2 separate regions of the Mus musculus genome follow, and region 1 is linked to region 2. Evidence: chromatin loops called from intact Hi-C (ENCODE). Cell type or tissue: gastrocnemius. All regions are shown on one strand.

Region 1 (8,000 bases), 79 kb before region 2:
AGTCAAGATTCATCTCCCTGTTTTCACCCCCTTTAAGAAAGAGAACGTTCAGCTATGAATCCATCAACAGAGCTGTCCTCTTATGAGACCAGAGCCCTTAGAATCCCGCCCTGCCCCTTCCCACCTCTGAACGTTGTATCAGGAGCCACTTGGCACTCAAGACTTGGAGAAAAAGCTCCATGCCCAAACTTTAGTATTTTGCTGGGTTTGATTAATTGGTTGGTTGGTTGGTTGGGCTGGGTTTGGGTATTTAAGTATCTGGGTGATTAATGAATATTCCAGTTCTCTTCTTCTTTGAAGCTTGTAGGATGTGAATCTCTCAACCCACTTTGAATTTAGTCATTTCAAAGGTAGTTTGCTTTGGCCAGTGGGATGTGTTCAGAGGTGAAGTATGTCAAAGTTTGCAAGTCAATTGTCGTTGCACTCTCTAGGCTATTTTATTATCCAATTCCATGGAAGGACCAGAGATGCCTATGGAGGTGACACACAGAGCAGGGAGCAAACAGAGAGAACTCCTAAGGGCTGAGGCAAAAGGAGTCCTTATTCATATCCCTCCATGGAAGTACCCCCTCCCCTGCCTGTCCTGCCTCTTTAAAAGCTGGATCCACATGAACTCAGAGGACAAGGTCAGAGAGAGCATGGTCAAGGAGTCTCTTGATAGATGGAGGGCTAGATGAGATTTCTGAGGTCAAAGACCATGCATATGGCCACCTCTGTAATGCTATGTGTCTAACAAAAACCAAACAAACAAAACCAAAACAGCTTTTTTCTGTAGTAGCCTCTGAGGAAAGGTTTGATAAATGAATGAATGTAGGCTGATCCTAAAAGAATGATCAGCACTGGGGACTCGGAAGAGGAATAAACCTGGCCTCAAATGCCACTTCACATGATATCGCATGTGTGACTTTGAGCAAGTCCCTTAAGGAAGCCGACATCAGTTTCCTCGAGCATGGAGATAATGAAATATTGATTAGTAAGATTGGTACTGGGGTGGGGGTTGGGTAAAAGATGGCAGTAGTGGGCTTTGCTTAACCCCTCCTTGTAGACAACGCCACATAGAGGTTACACAGTTCTGGAGCCACATTCACGCTTCAGTACTCATCTCACAGTTTCTGACCACGATGTGATCTCAGGCCAGGTCTTTCATTTTCTTTGTCACCCCCTTTATGGCTGACCGGATCAACAACGACGACGACAACAGACAAAGCTATCTAATTCCCAGGCAGTTAGCATTCAAAGAGATGTGCAAAGCCCCCAATATGGAACAGTCTGCAGGCAACTTTTCTCACTCTAGTGCAGATCTGGGCTTAGGCACCATAGCACAGATACAGGCTGGGGTCCTCCATCAAGCCTCCTCCAACAGCAGTGTGGTTTGACAAATGAAGCTGCACGGGAATGATAATGGGGGATAATGGGTTAGTTTGTTATGTTTCCCAGGGTCAGGCTCAGAGCTGAGCCTGCTGTCGGATCTCTGGGGACTATGCTCCAGAGGAGTTGAGAGCAGGTTGCCCCCGCTCCTTGATGCTTTGTGCAGATTCTCCACAAACCAATCCTAGGCGTGTTAATACACACTGCCAGCCAGTGGGTCAGTACTGAATGACGGCCATAGGCAGCTCCTGGCCTCTCCAATTCCCTCAGCTGCTCCCCTCAAGAAAACCCCATCCACAGCCCCAGCTCCTAGCCCCAGGCTCTGATCAAGAGATTATTCACAAAGAGGTATCTAGACATCTTGTCTTCTCCACATCAGGAAGTTGTTATCTCATTCATTGATACTTATTGAGCACCCTCTGTATACCAATGCTTGGCAGTTTGCCAATGCCTCTTCCTTTGGTCTTTCCAGACACTCCGTGAGTCATGCATTGTTGACCTTGTTTCCCAAGCAAAGGATTGAGTTTTGGAGATGGTAATTAAATTGCCCCAAATCACAGAGAAGATGATGTAAGTCCTAATTCAGACCCCAAAGCCAGTCCACCATCTACCTCATTCATTGCCCTTCCTTATTATACAGAAAGCAAAGAAAATCTACAAAAATGACAAAAGACCATTTAGGGGGGATGGAATGTTTTTATATGTGGGATTTCAGATACCCCACAAAGAGCGGTGTTGCTAGAGGATTGCTCCTCTGACTCTGCGTCAACTAGCCATTTGGAAACGGTCATAAGTCAGCAAGTCAACATTATGACATGAGGGCTCCTCTCACAGGCAAGTGTCTGCCTCCCTCATTAAGGGCACGCAGCAGGTTAGACACTGATAAGCTCCATCTGGAGAACTCAGCCCTACAATTTAGGGGACACCAGCAACTTCCCCATAGCACAGGGAAAGCTTCTGATCAAGGTGGGGTACCCTCCAAGGGCTTTGCCATGCTGAGTTCTCCATGGGGGGATGGGAAGGGCTTCTGGGGGAGAACTGCTGTCACTCATCTTCCTGGCTATCCATCCCTTCCCTCCTGCAACCAGGTACTATGCCTTAGCCTTAGCCCCAGCAGCTCTCCGGCAGGTATATGACACCACCTTTCTTTCCTCCCAGTCTCCATTTCCCACTCTGTCCTGCAAAGTTAGAAGCTGCGGAGACAAACACCAAGGGAAGCTTTGAAGGGAGGAGCTGGAGCCATTTGACCTTGGAACCCCTGGGCAAAAACACTACTCTAAAATCTCTGACAAAGGGGCAGATGCAGTCTGTGTGACCCCAGTAGGAGGCAGTGGAGCCAGTGAGTCAAGCTTCTGGGGTCCACTGGGGATGCTTCAGGAACAGAATGGAGATTCTAGTGCTCCCCCAAACTCAGAGATCATCCATTGCAAGTAGCATCTCCCAGGGGGGACACCCCACAAAGGGATAGCAGTCCCTTTCCTAGCAACCCCAGCAGCTCAGAGGGCTAGAGGCCACAGAGTTCTAGAGATCAGGAACATCACAGTCTATTCTTGAAGTCTAAGGAATCTGGAGCCATGACCTTGTAACTGGTGTTTTACAATGTTAACAGTTTTTTTGAGATGGCTACTCAAAAAAGAAACGGTGTGCAAAATTGAACAGACAGGTCTTTTTCACTCTCTGTTCCATCTCTCCGTACCATGACATCTTCCACTGCAAACCCCAAGGGCACTGAGACACACACCATGTGCCTTTGGGAGTATGTCACTACAGTTAGAAAACAGAGACAAGAGCTGGAACTTCAGCCCCACTGACCTGACTTCAAGCCCCACACGGCCATTAACACGAGGTAGAGTCTGTTATCCAGGAAGACGCTCATGCAGAAATAGGTCCCATGAGGAAGGCTACCTTTGAGGTACTCCTAGAGCTGATGTGAGGTGACACTGGTCAATCACTTTGTTCGGCCTTGACCCATGGGATGTGTTTCATAGACGGTAGCTATGCTAATTAACATAGGTACAATAAAGTACAAGCCCCCTGCCGATCGTGTGAGGGACAGGATGATAATGACGGGTGATCAGGCTGCCAGCTATGACTCTCAAGTGTCTGGCTCTCAGGAGTTCAATGTTTCCTATCACACTCTGTCACTGACGCTTCTTGTCCAGGAATGTGCCCACCCCGTGTGGGACCAAGAGAGAGCAGAATGGCATCTTGTGATGGGCCAGGTACCCACACCCTCTGCTCAAGGACTTTGCTGAGAGCTAAGAATGATCATATCCATTTAACAGATAGGAATCCAGAACTTTCCTGAGGACCCAGAGTTGGACAGGGGACAGTTCAGGGACACAGGCCTGGCTCCTCAAAGATATAAGCCCAATGCCTCTGCCTCTGAATTAAATCCTTTGCCATGATCCACAGATACTTCTAGAAAAGAATTATCATGCCATTGACTGACTTCCCAATGATGCACAGATCACTCCAGAATCCAGGACTTAATGCATGGAGCTTTCCCCACAGGCCTGAGTCCCAAAGATGCTGCCAGCAGAGGATGCCTTAAACCTTCCTCCTGACAGTCTCGCTGGCAGAATCCCAGAACTGCAGTGCTGAGGGACCTGGAAGAAGTCTTTGAAGTCTCCCTCATACGGAGCTGCAGAAAGAGGCTTGTTGTCTTATGCAGAGAGCAGTTGAAGATATCAAAGGGAAGATAGGATGTTAAATTTGAGTGATCAATGTTTAATAGTCAGGGTTGTAAGCTGTCACGAGGGATGCAGTGGGTGGGAAGCCTCACGTACTGTAGGATTTGAGATGACACTGCCCCGGGCTGTGGAGGAGCCCTCTGGCATCCCTGTAAATAGGGAGGACAGATCAAGAGGTACAGGGGTGAGCCCACACTCCTCTGCCTGGCTGCTTATGTGGGGGGCATTGCATAGAATAGGGATGTTTTGGGTGGAAGTAAACCCTCAGATTCTGACCAAGCAGCAACCAATCATACAAATATTGGTCTCTTCTCAACAGGACGGTTAAGGGCCCCCAGAAAGGTAGAGAGGGGTCCACCTTGGATTAAGGAGACCTGAGGATCCAGCCCTTGTCAGGGATAACTTCAACATTGCACTGAAACTTCTCTGGGCAGAAATAGGAGGCTGCATGGACTCTGGGAGAAATGGATGCTAAAGGGGGTGGGACCTTCCTCTGTAGGACAGTCTCAGGGGCAGAGCCTGCCCTTCTGGGTCTCCTAGCATCTATGATGTCTGTTGCCATTCACAAGAGCTTGGAGGAATGTCAGCTCCCTTGCTTTGTGATATCCAGACCCTAGCAGATGGGGTGAGCTCCCCCAACCCAGGCCCTCTGTCAGTCACCCTCACAGGTTGTTCTGTGGCAGGGAACACGGCTCCCTCTGGTCCCTCCCCTGGAGCTCATATGCACGGCTGTGGAGTGACAGGGCTGAGGACCAGAAGGAGCGAGCTCCCTAAAAGCTTTCTTGGCTGAAGAGCAAGAGACAGGCTGGGCTGTCCCCACAGGCAGCCCTCATCTGTTCCCAAATTCGGGCATCCCCAGAGAGCATCAGGAAGGGCTTGGAGGAGTGGAGATGCAGACTGACTGACAGAAGAACAAATCCTGAAACTCCAGCCCCTGTGCCTGGCTAGGCAGGGGCCTCCAGACCTCACATGGCTGCCTGCCACCTCCTGAGCAAAACACAATTTCACGACTCTTTGGGGGATAAAGGATTTTATTTACCTCTTTTCAAAAGCTTCAGAATTCTTCCTGAACATCAAATAACTCCTGGCAAACACATCCTGATGAGTAACACGAAGTGAAATAGAACCAGATGGGCTGACTCGCTCTGGGCTTGCGCGGGAGGGGGAAGGGCGGATCTCACTCACAGAGAGGCTGGGCTGTGGGCCACAGGAAGTGCATCAGGAGGGGGGCACAGCCTTCCAAGCAGGGAGGGGACAAAGTCCCCTGGACTTTGCCGGAGATGGAGTCACACTGCCTGCCATCTGGCTTTGTTGGGAAGAGAAAAGAAATGGGGTTTCCGGCAGCCTGTTGGTGGCACCCCAGCAGTGTGGATCATGCCAAGCCTGGCATCTATGGCACTTGGGACCCAGGGGACTCTGAGACATAAGCTCCTGTGATAGGGAGATTGGATGGCCAGTGTATTTAGAATCCTCTAAGAACCTCCTGAGGACTCCGCGAATTATCCAAACAAGAGTGCTCTCTCTCTCTCTCTCTCTCTCTCTCTCTCTCTCTCTCTCTCTCTCTCTCTCTCTCTCTTGATTTGGTTCCACTCAGCTGAAACACACCATTTCCCAGCCTCTTTTCAAGAGGAAGCACTGTAGCAGCCCTGACCAGTGGGAAGCAGCTAGTGTCTAAGCCACTCCTTCCTTGTGCCATCCTTGACCTCCAGGAGGGAGGCTACAGCTGGAGCTGGAGTTCCACGGATGAGATGAGCAAGTCTGGTGGGGCAGGGAGCCTGAACCGCACATGCTCTGTGGAGCCACTGACTTATCCTTGAACATCTCTGGCCTTGTGCCTATCCGTGAGGATGTGCTGCTGTGGGGTTAGGCAGACGATATTAGGGTTCTCTGGATCCTGACACCAGACCAGTGGCTCCAGTCCCAGGGAAGCAGTCCTAGCAATCCAGACTGCATCAACTAATCTCTTATGCTCCAGAGACTCCCATGCCTCATGTAGCTGTCCCAGTTGCCTTAGGGGTCTCCTGCCCAACTCCTTCAGGAGGCTCTTGCCACTTCCACGGCAGCAGAGGCCACTAGCCCCAGTGTTCAGCCTGCCGCGCCCCCCCCCCCCCCGTGACCTCTCCAGACGGTAGCCTGTCTTTTAAGAGCAGAATGTTAAAACTGAGGGTACCGACCCTCTAGCTTATCTGGGTGTGGTCATCTTAACATGGGGTTAGATAAAATGAAACTTGTGTGTGGCAAACCAGGCCATGTTAGTCACCCAGGGTGGTAAGAGAGCCACATGGGAACTTGGAAAGCTTATCCATTGATTTTTTTTTTCTGGCATGGACTTTAACGGCAGGATCTCTTAGATGACAAACATCTGAAGCAGAACTTTTACATGTAAGGCAGACTCTGACGGGCCTCTTCTGGGAAGTCCTGGAGATTCTGCAGAGCACTGTTGGAAGTCACCGTGGCTGAAAGCAAAGGAAAATGCAGACAGCTAGCAAGCTGGGCAGAGCTGGGAACAGCAGCAGAGTTTGACTGCTAGTGGTTCCCAGCTCCTCCACACCAAAGGCCCCAATATTGGACACATGCGCTTCTTCCAGCAGATTCTTAATTGGGGCTCCAGGCCATCCATAGGCGAGGCTTCCAACCTGCAGCCCCGGCTTCCTCTCTCTGGCACTGTGTCAGTCTCCAGCCACTGCTCATGCTGCTCACCTTCCACACAACTTTCTCAGAGACTGGCCTAACTTTCCTGAAGGAACATGTCCCCTGACCCATTGCTATAGTATGTTCAAGCTCATATTTCCAAACCCCAGTCTGACCCTCAGTCTCTCTCCCCAAACTTTCATCTTCCCACAGACACTGCCCCACTGTGCCCCTACTTCTCCTCTGAGCCTGTGCTTGTGGCCCTGTGTGATGCTGAGACCATGTTAAGCTTTTGTGGCTCCGTCCCCTGCTCTCTTTGTCCCACCCCGCAGTCCTCCTCCAAGGCCTAACTCATCCTGCCTTTTCTCTGGAGCCATCCTTGGTGCCTTTACTCCAGGGAGTCTGGAGGGCAGTCAGTGCTGTATCCCGCAGGCTTTACCGTGTCTGCACGCATCCGGCTTGCAGTGTGCGTGTGGTGTACTTGAAGGAAGAGAGAGATCCATTTCCTGCGCATAAGATGCACACTCTATTTACTTGGATAAAAGAGACTGGTTAGCGCACATGTGTCCTGTTTTGCTAACTGTGCTCCCACACTCCTCATTTAACAGTAGCCTGTGTTCCTTCTGGAATTTGCCTCTTCCCCGCTGTGTGTGGTCTTGGTGGAGGGGAATTCTAGGCTTCTGCCTCCCATTATGAAAGCCAAAGGTCCAACTCCAGGCTCCTAGATCCCAGGGGGAGCAGGAACGTGCCTCGACCTCTCTTCTGGGAACACACATCTGCTGAGAGTCATTCAGAGTGTCAGCCAAGCTTCTGGGTTGCCAGCGACAGACTCCTGCTTGGTCAGTTTGAAGCAGCCAGGGATTTATTCCATAGAAGGTGAGGAAGATCACAGGCCTGGTGGATAGACTGGCAGATGGGCAGCGGCAAGACAGCCAGGGCACAGCTGGGCTCTTAGCCGAATAGTCCTCAGGACACCAATCCATGTGGTCACTACATGCAGGATGCCACCTTGCTTCCCATGCTGAGCACACAGCACGGATCTTCTTCCAACTGGTCATTGCTGCTGCTGCTGCTGCTGCTGCCTTAGCGTCCTGCCATCTCCAAGAAGAGCCTTGACAGTGTTCTACAACACTGCCTGCTACTCGTTTTCCCAGGTGACATGTAACTGACCCGCTGATACATATATGTCTGTGCCCTTCCTCAAAGGATGTACAGACCTTGTGTTACAGAGTCCTACAAAGGATGCTAGGATCGACAGTTCCGTCCACAGTGGAAGCATGACTTCACCACTTCCCTCACTTTAAGGCA
Region 2 (8,000 bases):
CCCTCAAACACAGGTGCAAACAGACAGGATGCTGCAGTCCCTGCTCACCAAGTTGCTCTTCTGCCTCTCTCCAGTCACTAGGCTGGCTCAGAAGCTCACTAGCTGGTTAACTGCAGGGGTACCTATCACCTGCTGCTTGGCTGCAGCTACATCCAACTACAATGGCCTTGCGGTCTCCCTCTCAGCAGAGTGTAAGCACTATGAAGGGAGCCGTCTCAGCTCTGATTCCCCTCTCAGTCACTCCCACATGGATTGTCAACCCAGGCAAACTGCAAGGTGCCAGCTGCGCAGTGGAATTGCCCACATCTCCATTTACCATCCAGCAGACGAGGTTGGCTGTTGAGCCACCCAAAAGTGGCCCGTCGACTGGGAAATGAATGTTTTGGTTGGTTCAGTTTGTCAATGTGCATGTTTGCCATTCTAGGCTTGAACTTGGGTCCTTGTCCATGCTGAGCAGGGGCTCTGCCACTGAACTAAGCCCAGCTCAGGATTCACTTCGTATTTTTGAAACAAGGTCTAGTGAAGTTTCCTGGGATGGACTTAAACTCACTCTGCGGTCCACAAAGACTTTGAACTTGCAATCCTCCTGCCTCAGCCTCCTGAGTAACTGGGATTTTGGCCTGAGCTACCAGATCTGGTTTAGTTTCATTTCAGCTAATTTAAATTTAAATGGTTGCCAGACTAGACATACCATAGATGGTAAGCGGGAGGGAGCGGCAGCGTGGGAACAAAGGAGTGGAGGGATGGAGGAGAGAAAGGAAAATGAAATAATTAAAGAATTCTTTTCTCTTTATTTGGGATTGGCCCACAAGCCTTGAGCATTTCACTGTATGTGGCATATGATATGGTATTTTGATGCATTCTCAAATCAGGATTGCCTTCACTGTCCCAGCTCCTCATTCATATTGTCGCCTCCTCTCCCTCCCCCTGCTCCCCTTCCTATCCCACTCTCCAGCTCTGGGTTGTGACTATTTTACTGCAGGCTCCACTTACAAGTGAGCTCCTACAAAGCTTGTCCTTCCTTCAGAGAATAGCAACAGCAACATGGAGTCTTCAAACTTTCAAGAAAGGCCTCCAAATGGTTGAAGCAGAAGGCAATGTTTGTGTACATCAAGCAGCCTGGGTCCTCCCAGGTCTCAGAACTCAGAACCAGGGCATGGACATCAGAAAGGAGACAGCAATCAGTCACCCTCCTTCACTGCCCTGCCAGGAGAAACTGAGCCCAGACAAGGGAAGGAATGGCTCAGGGGAGCCACCCTGGATGTCAGCCTCTGAGTTGTTGAGTCCCTGGGCCCTGCCTTCACCATCTGCTTCCCCTCAGGTAAGCTGAGAAGGCACATATGAAGCAGAGAGAGGAGGAGCTCACAGTTTCAGATGTGGGTGTGACACTCTGTCTATCTTACACACCTCCTGCCCTCCTGTCCTCCAACCCCATCTCTGCATTAGTTAGTCGTGCATTTCAGGACACTCTAATGAAGTATGTCTTGAGTCTCCTTTTCACGGCTAATGAGGAGACAACAAGGACTTGACGAATACCACTACAATTACTGGAGCAGCGAAGCGAGGGCCTCTGATTAGATGTGATAATTTGCAAGGCTGGGCTCTCCGCATTAAGTTTGCAAACAGTTTAAAAATCACTTCCTCTATTTATCCAGCTAATCCCTGTTTAATGACTCCAGACCCAAGGAAAAAAAAAGGGGGGAAGTGTCTCTTTAAAAATTAATAAATAAAAAATTAAACCACTAACAAACTCAAAGCTTATTTGCTGAGAAAGGGGAAGTAACAGGAGTGTGGGAGATTGTCATCTCCTCAGAAAGACTCCACCAATGTCGCACAGACCTGAAGGACCTTCCTGTCTCCAACAATGGTCACTGTACCTCATCCACTGCAGTCTCTAACCTGTCTGCCTATTCTCTCCCTGCCAGGACTTATTGTCTAGCATCGAAAGACCAGATCGCTTCCTGCTGGTATATTTGATGGCCTAATTCAGAAACAGCTGTAGGTGGTCACCTGTCTCCAAATACAGCAGCAGGGACGAACATGGGGAGGAATTTGTTCTCACAGAGGATTCTTTATAATCCTGCTATGCAAAGTGTGGTCCCTGGACCAGCAATGACATCCCCAGGAGCTTGTCACAAAAACAGGACACCAGCCCCACCCAGACCTGCCAATTCTGAGTCTGCCTTTTCCCAAGTGTGGACATGCCACTACATGTGAACTGTCACTGTGGCTGAGCAGAATGGCTTTATGGCAGATCATTTTTCTGTCCCCAAGGGTAACCCATAGAGACACTGCTTTGTTGACTTCCGTGCTATTGATGGATGCATTTGCTCTGTACTTGTCATGGGGGTTCTGCAGAGCCTTGTAGATGGGATTGCACCAAAGAAGAGAGTATTTGGGGAACTCTGGGTGCCAGCACAGCTGGATTTGAAACAAAGGAGACCAATCATGTTCTGCCCATAAAGGGGTATAGGAAGGACAGAATTACAACTAAATTCTAATTAACATATTCAAGTACTACATACTCAAATATACCACCCTAGTCTCCAAAATAAATTCCGATTTACACGTGTATACAAGTAGACATGTACACAGCCATAAACAGACAGAATTGATTTGCCTGAAAATTTAGAGTGTTCAGAACTAGAAACTATGCCCCATGAAATCCAGTGAACACTTTATTTCACCCTCAGAGCTTTTTGGAAGTTAAAAAAAAAAAAAAGAGTCTTAGCCTTACTTTAAAGGAGGGCAAATTAAGCCTAGAGAGAGAGAGAAAATGAGAGAGAGAGAGAGAGAGAGAGAGAGAATGAGTGAGAGAGAGAGAGAGAGAGAGAGAGAGAGAGAGAGAGTTCCAAGATCTTCTGCTCATCAAAGGTGGCTCAGAAGAACAGGTTAGATTGTGCGTTTCATCGTCCCTTGGAACACAAGAGTTTGAGGGTCACCGAAGGCCATTTATCAACTTTTTTCCTCAAAAGAATTGATAGCCTAACAGGGCATGTGGAATTCTAGACACATAACTCTGAAGGAACATGGATAATATACCACCAAGATCATGCTTCAGTTAACACACACACATACACACACTCATTCACACATACACACACATATAAAGTCACATACGTATACATACTCACACATATACATACCCACCCATATATACACACATAATCATTTACACATACTCACACTTACATATACACTCACAGAATGCATACACACACTCACATATACATACCCACACATACACATACACTCGCACATATAACACACTCACACATGTACACACACACTCACACATACACACCCACTTACATACATACACACATGCACACACACATGTGCACACACACACACACATACATACACACCAGAGGCTGACCTTAGCCAGTGAAGACCAAGGAAAGGAACCGTCAGGTAAACAAGGCTGAGAAAAGTGGAGAAGACAGGTAAAAGCCTTCAGGGACAAAGCACAAAGTGACACTATGGGGGAAGAGCAGGTAAAGAGGATGCTGGGTAGGGACATGTGAGGGCCAGGGGCCCAGAACCCACCCTGACTTAAACCATGACCCAAGTCAGCAATTGCTTTCAGCTGCCTCGGCATACACATCTGTAAAATGGTTTTATTCCTTTCTTCTATAAGTGTGCCTGGCTCTGGAAGCTTGAAGCTGTCTTCTGGGCATGCGGAAATCCTTCACACACAGGAGAGCTCAGGTGTCAGGACAAGAGGGAAGGGCAGCCGTGAGATCTTGACATACTGGCTGGCCCTCTCCAATTTTCGAAGGTCTGGCTCCTAAAAATAGAAGACTCCATAGGTCTAAAGTTCCCAACAGTACAACAGACAAAGAGGAAAGAGTCGAATCCCAGTCCACCTGAATTGAAGTCCTCGGCTTTGTCATTTACAGTTTTCCCTTGGGCATGCTTCCTCGGGGTCTTCTCCTGTCAATGTGGCTACATGAGAAAGTAGGAGGAACAGGTTAGACCAGAGAAGGGACTGGCTCTTAAGAAAGTAGAGAGCCTTGCACCTCCAGCATGTTCCTCCAAAGCAAATACAGACAGTCCTATGTGAGGGATCCACATGGCGCTTGATGACCCCTGCTGGAGTCCTGTGCAGACAGTCATGTGGCCCTTTGGAGAACAAAGCCCTAAGCATCGCACATAGCATGATTCCTCTGGGGTAGGAGCAGCCACTTCTGTTTGCAAACAGAACACTAGACAACAAACTACAAAAGGGACTTGAGGGAGTTTACTCCTGGGGCCCAGGATCCTGGGCAGGGGCAGTGTGGCTGGAAGCAGGCGTACCTTTTCAATTTGTAATCGCTTTTGAGTCATATTCAAAAACATTCCAAGATGAAATAAAGCGAAAGAAGGCTCAAGCTGCCCTGCAGTTGGGAGCCCTTTGGGGAACTGAAGTGAGCAAGCCAGCCCCTCTAATCCAGATGGACAGGCAGACAGACAGATAAACAGCTTAGAGGCCAAGGTCCCACAGGGCCTGAGGAATGGGCTGTCCCACCCCAGCCCAGCAGGCAGTGGCTGCCCTCTCACCCAGACCCCTGCTGGCAAGCACCGTCCACTCCCTGATCTTCCCGGAATGGACGCTTCCCCAGGCTCATTGCAAAACATCCTGGCTGGAGCTGCAGCCAGGAGTCCAGAAGCAAAGCTCCCTCTGCAGAGCGAGATGCCGCTTCCTGAGGACATTCCGGCCTGGTGTGAGGGCCTGTGGCAGGAGAGGGCAGGAAAGGCCAGGCAGTCATCGGCAGCCAAACTGGGGCCACAGCAGGGCCACGTGCTCACTGGGACGACATCTGGCTGGAGCCATAGCCCAGGTTTTAGAGGACTTGTAATCAGGCACCTCCTCAAGCCCTGCCACCGTCTCTGCTGCAACCCCCTCCACCAGACCCACTGCAGACTCGCTGGGCTTGTTAAGGGAGAAGGGAGCCTCCTTATAAAGAGATCCCTATTCGCAGGCTGCTCCACACACCACGATCCCTTTGCAGAGCTCCAGATTGATTCCAGCCTGGACCAGCTGTCACAAGGGGTCACCCAGGCCCTTCTCTTAACCCCACAGGATGGCAATTCCTTCACCTGGGTTAGAAAGAGATTTTTTTTTTTTTTAGCACAGAGCTCCCTTTTCAAATGTCATCCTCCTGAGAACCTGGCGAGGAATAAAAACACTGAGTGTGACACTGGTGAGAGGCAAGCAGAGAAGCCTGGATTCCAGCCCCTGGGCAGAGCCTAGGAAGCCTGGAGACTCGGAAACCCTTCTGAACATCAGGAAGCCACAGAGACCCTGGCTCTGGTTCTGTCCCTCTGTGCCCTCTCTCGGGCATCTCATGCCCAAAGCAGGTGTATTCTCTACCGCTCTCATCTTTGTCTGGCTAAATTCCAGATCCCAGTACTCACTGTCCACTGGACACCACCTAGATATCCGATAGGCTATAAGAACATCCAAAGCCATCACCTCACACCTCCCCTAATGCAAATGGCTCCTGTCATCAAATACCATTACATCAGCTCTTCTGCACCTTCTAGATTCTCTCCTGGTCAGGATTCACTACTGCCAACATTACCACAACCACAGCCTTCACCATCGCTGTCACCACCATCAACAGCAGCACCACAACCACCACTATCATCACCATAATCATCAGCATCACTGCCAACTTAAAAAAAAAAAGCCACTATCATCATTGTCACCACCAAGACCATAAACATCGCCACCAATATTACAAACATTACCACCATGACCCATCACCATTACCACCACCAAGACTACTACCATCACCATAATCATCATCAACACCGTCGATACCATCACCACAAACACACAAATATCACGGTCAACATCATCACTTTGTCATTGCCATTGCTGTCAACACCACCACCATCACCATCTTCACCAGCACACTCCCTCAACTACTGCCATTGCCTTTATCATCACCTCATCGGTACCATCAGGGTCAGCAAACATCACCATCATCCATTTTAACATTATCCTATCCCCTTCCAGTGTCTCTTACCATCTCTGTGTTCCCTTCCTGCTCAATCCCCTACCTCTTAAAGCACAGGCAGCTGTGATCATGACCATCACGGCTTATAACTTCACACTGCCCCCTCAGAGCAGAGTTCAAATGCCTTGAGATTTGACAGTTTACAAATCTAGCCTAGAGTTGCAAATCTCAGCCTCCAGGGAGAAAGCACCAACCTCCAGTATCCCGCGTACAGCTCCTGAGCCCATCTGTAATTCCTCCATCTGTCTAAACACATCCACAGATCCTGATGGTCCAGCAGCCACAGCAACTGCTGCAGTCGATAATGAGCCCCAAGACCCGGAACTACACATGTCTCCTTGATAGCAGTCTTGCCGTGCTGACCTGGCCCAGAACAGGAGAACAATGTGAGAGTGGGTTGGGGGAAGGGAGTTAGAAGGATGGAAGCAGAGGAATGGAGGAAGTAGCAGTGAATATCCAGAGGTCTCAGCATCATGGCTTCCCCCGTGGGAAATCTAAACGCCCTTCAGTAGAGTTCAAGCAACTTCAGCTCAGAAAAGGCACCCCTTCTTATTCTAACAGACCCGTGAAGGAGGCCTTTGTCCCGATGCTCTCAAGCCAAACACCAACCTTTCTGTCTCAGCTGTAGAAGACACTGCCTTACCGCACGACTGGGGCTGATGTGACTCTATACTCTGCTAACAAATGTAGGACTAGACCCCCTTCTTCCCCAGAACCCACAGGGAAGCTGACATTTGCCTCCCAGCCAGAGGTGTTGCTGGGGGCCACATCTGGAATGTGAGACAAGCCTGTCCTCAGATTCTGTCACCTCCATGATGGGAGGGGAATTCCACTGGAAAGGAAGGCTCTGTCCATCCCACCCAGGCCTCTCTGGCCTTTGCCGCACACCAGACACTGCACTGTGGTCGGGACTCTTCATTAGGCTATAGTCTCCTCTTTAAAATGAAGGCAACCCTGTCTGGAACTTTGGGGCCCACAGAACAATGATTTCATTGTCTTGGGGTGTGAAGTCCAGTTCCTTACATGGGGCTGGCTCTCGGGGGTCACTGACCTGCTCTCAGCTTTCACTCTGCACAGGACCCACCAGTGCCCCAAATCTTGGCTCTTCAGGAGAGCACAATCAGGTGTGGCCACAGCAACCATAACAGACTGAGGACTGGAACCTCCAGACTCTGTAGGAGGCAGCCTGGGGCAGCTGGCTCCTTAGGCAATGCATAGCCAACCAGAGGGATCTCAGACCAGTGGCTGCTGCTGGCCCCAGTCCTCCACGGACAGAGCTCAGTGCCAGCCCTGCCCTTCCCTTCTCTGATCTACACACACAGTTTCTCATTCCCACATGGTGCTCACCTCCCCACATTTCCTCCTTCCTCACCGCCTCTTCTCACCTGCCCTTTGTGCTGTCTCCCACTTGTCCTGCACCTCTTCCTGGCCCCAGTTTATGGCCCTGAGCCATAGGTGACCTTTGTCCTTATTGGTCCTCTGTGTATCTATGTGGGGTTCCCTGCCTCTCTTTCTTGGCCCTTCCCTCTCTTCTGTCCACACATAGCTGTTTCCTTCTACCCAGTTCCTCTCTCAGGACCTGCTCCTACCTCAGCCTTTCTCTTGTCTCCACTTTTACTTCTCTGCCTCTTGATCCAGCTGTGTCTGAGTGACAGTGGCTCCCTCCCTGAGTGTGGTGCCCACCTCCCCCCCCCCCATCTTTCTCTCTTTCACAGGCTATCTATATCCCTCTCTTTCCCCATGCAGCTGAGGGCTCACTTTCACAGTTGCCTTGGATGGGCACTCTGTGAACAAGGCAGGGGAAAGAGCGGGAAGCATGGAATTATGACTGGGCCCCTGGCTGTGCATGGGGTGGAAATGCAGAGGCTGGGATGTCTAAGAGACCCTGCCTAGATCACTCTGCTACAGGGCCATCTTCCCAGGAGTATAGTAAGGGCTCCTTCCTCTGCTGGTGCCAGAGCTGCTTCCTCCACAGACTCCTACCTGCAGTGG

The links. Peaks named below come from ENCODE experiments on the same cell type or tissue, not always from the same donor. Only the 100,000 strongest peaks of a DNase experiment are listed, where the experiment ranks them.
Region 1: it touches region 2 in a loop (1.9-fold over the local background); 3 of 42 quality-filtered maps call a loop at or near these places.

Annotation. Positions count from the first base shown.
Region 1 is chr14:25,221,471-25,229,470 of GRCm38, forward strand. No RefSeq gene overlaps it. Among named protein-coding and RNA genes, the nearest start is that of Gm32379, 14 kb to the left of the region's middle. In gastrocnemius, no CTCF peak of the experiment used is centred here; DNase peaks (open chromatin) are centred at 3,948, 4,960, 5,306, 5,826 and 1 more place; H3K4me3 peaks cover 1,036 bases; H3K27ac peaks cover 3,991 bases.
Region 2 is chr14:25,300,019-25,308,018 of GRCm38, forward strand. All of the region lies in intron 2 of Zmiz1os1 (a long non-coding RNA gene), which reads right to left. It overlaps LOC115486423 (a long non-coding RNA gene), which reads right to left. Exons shown (of 2, transcript XR_001781198.1): 1 at 7,394-8,000; 2 at 3,603-6,371. Among named protein-coding and RNA genes, the nearest start is that of Gm41113, 75 kb to the right of the region's middle. In gastrocnemius, a CTCF peak has its summit at 4,636; a DNase peak (open chromatin) is centred at 4,651; H3K4me3 peaks cover 507 bases; H3K27ac peaks cover 3,757 bases.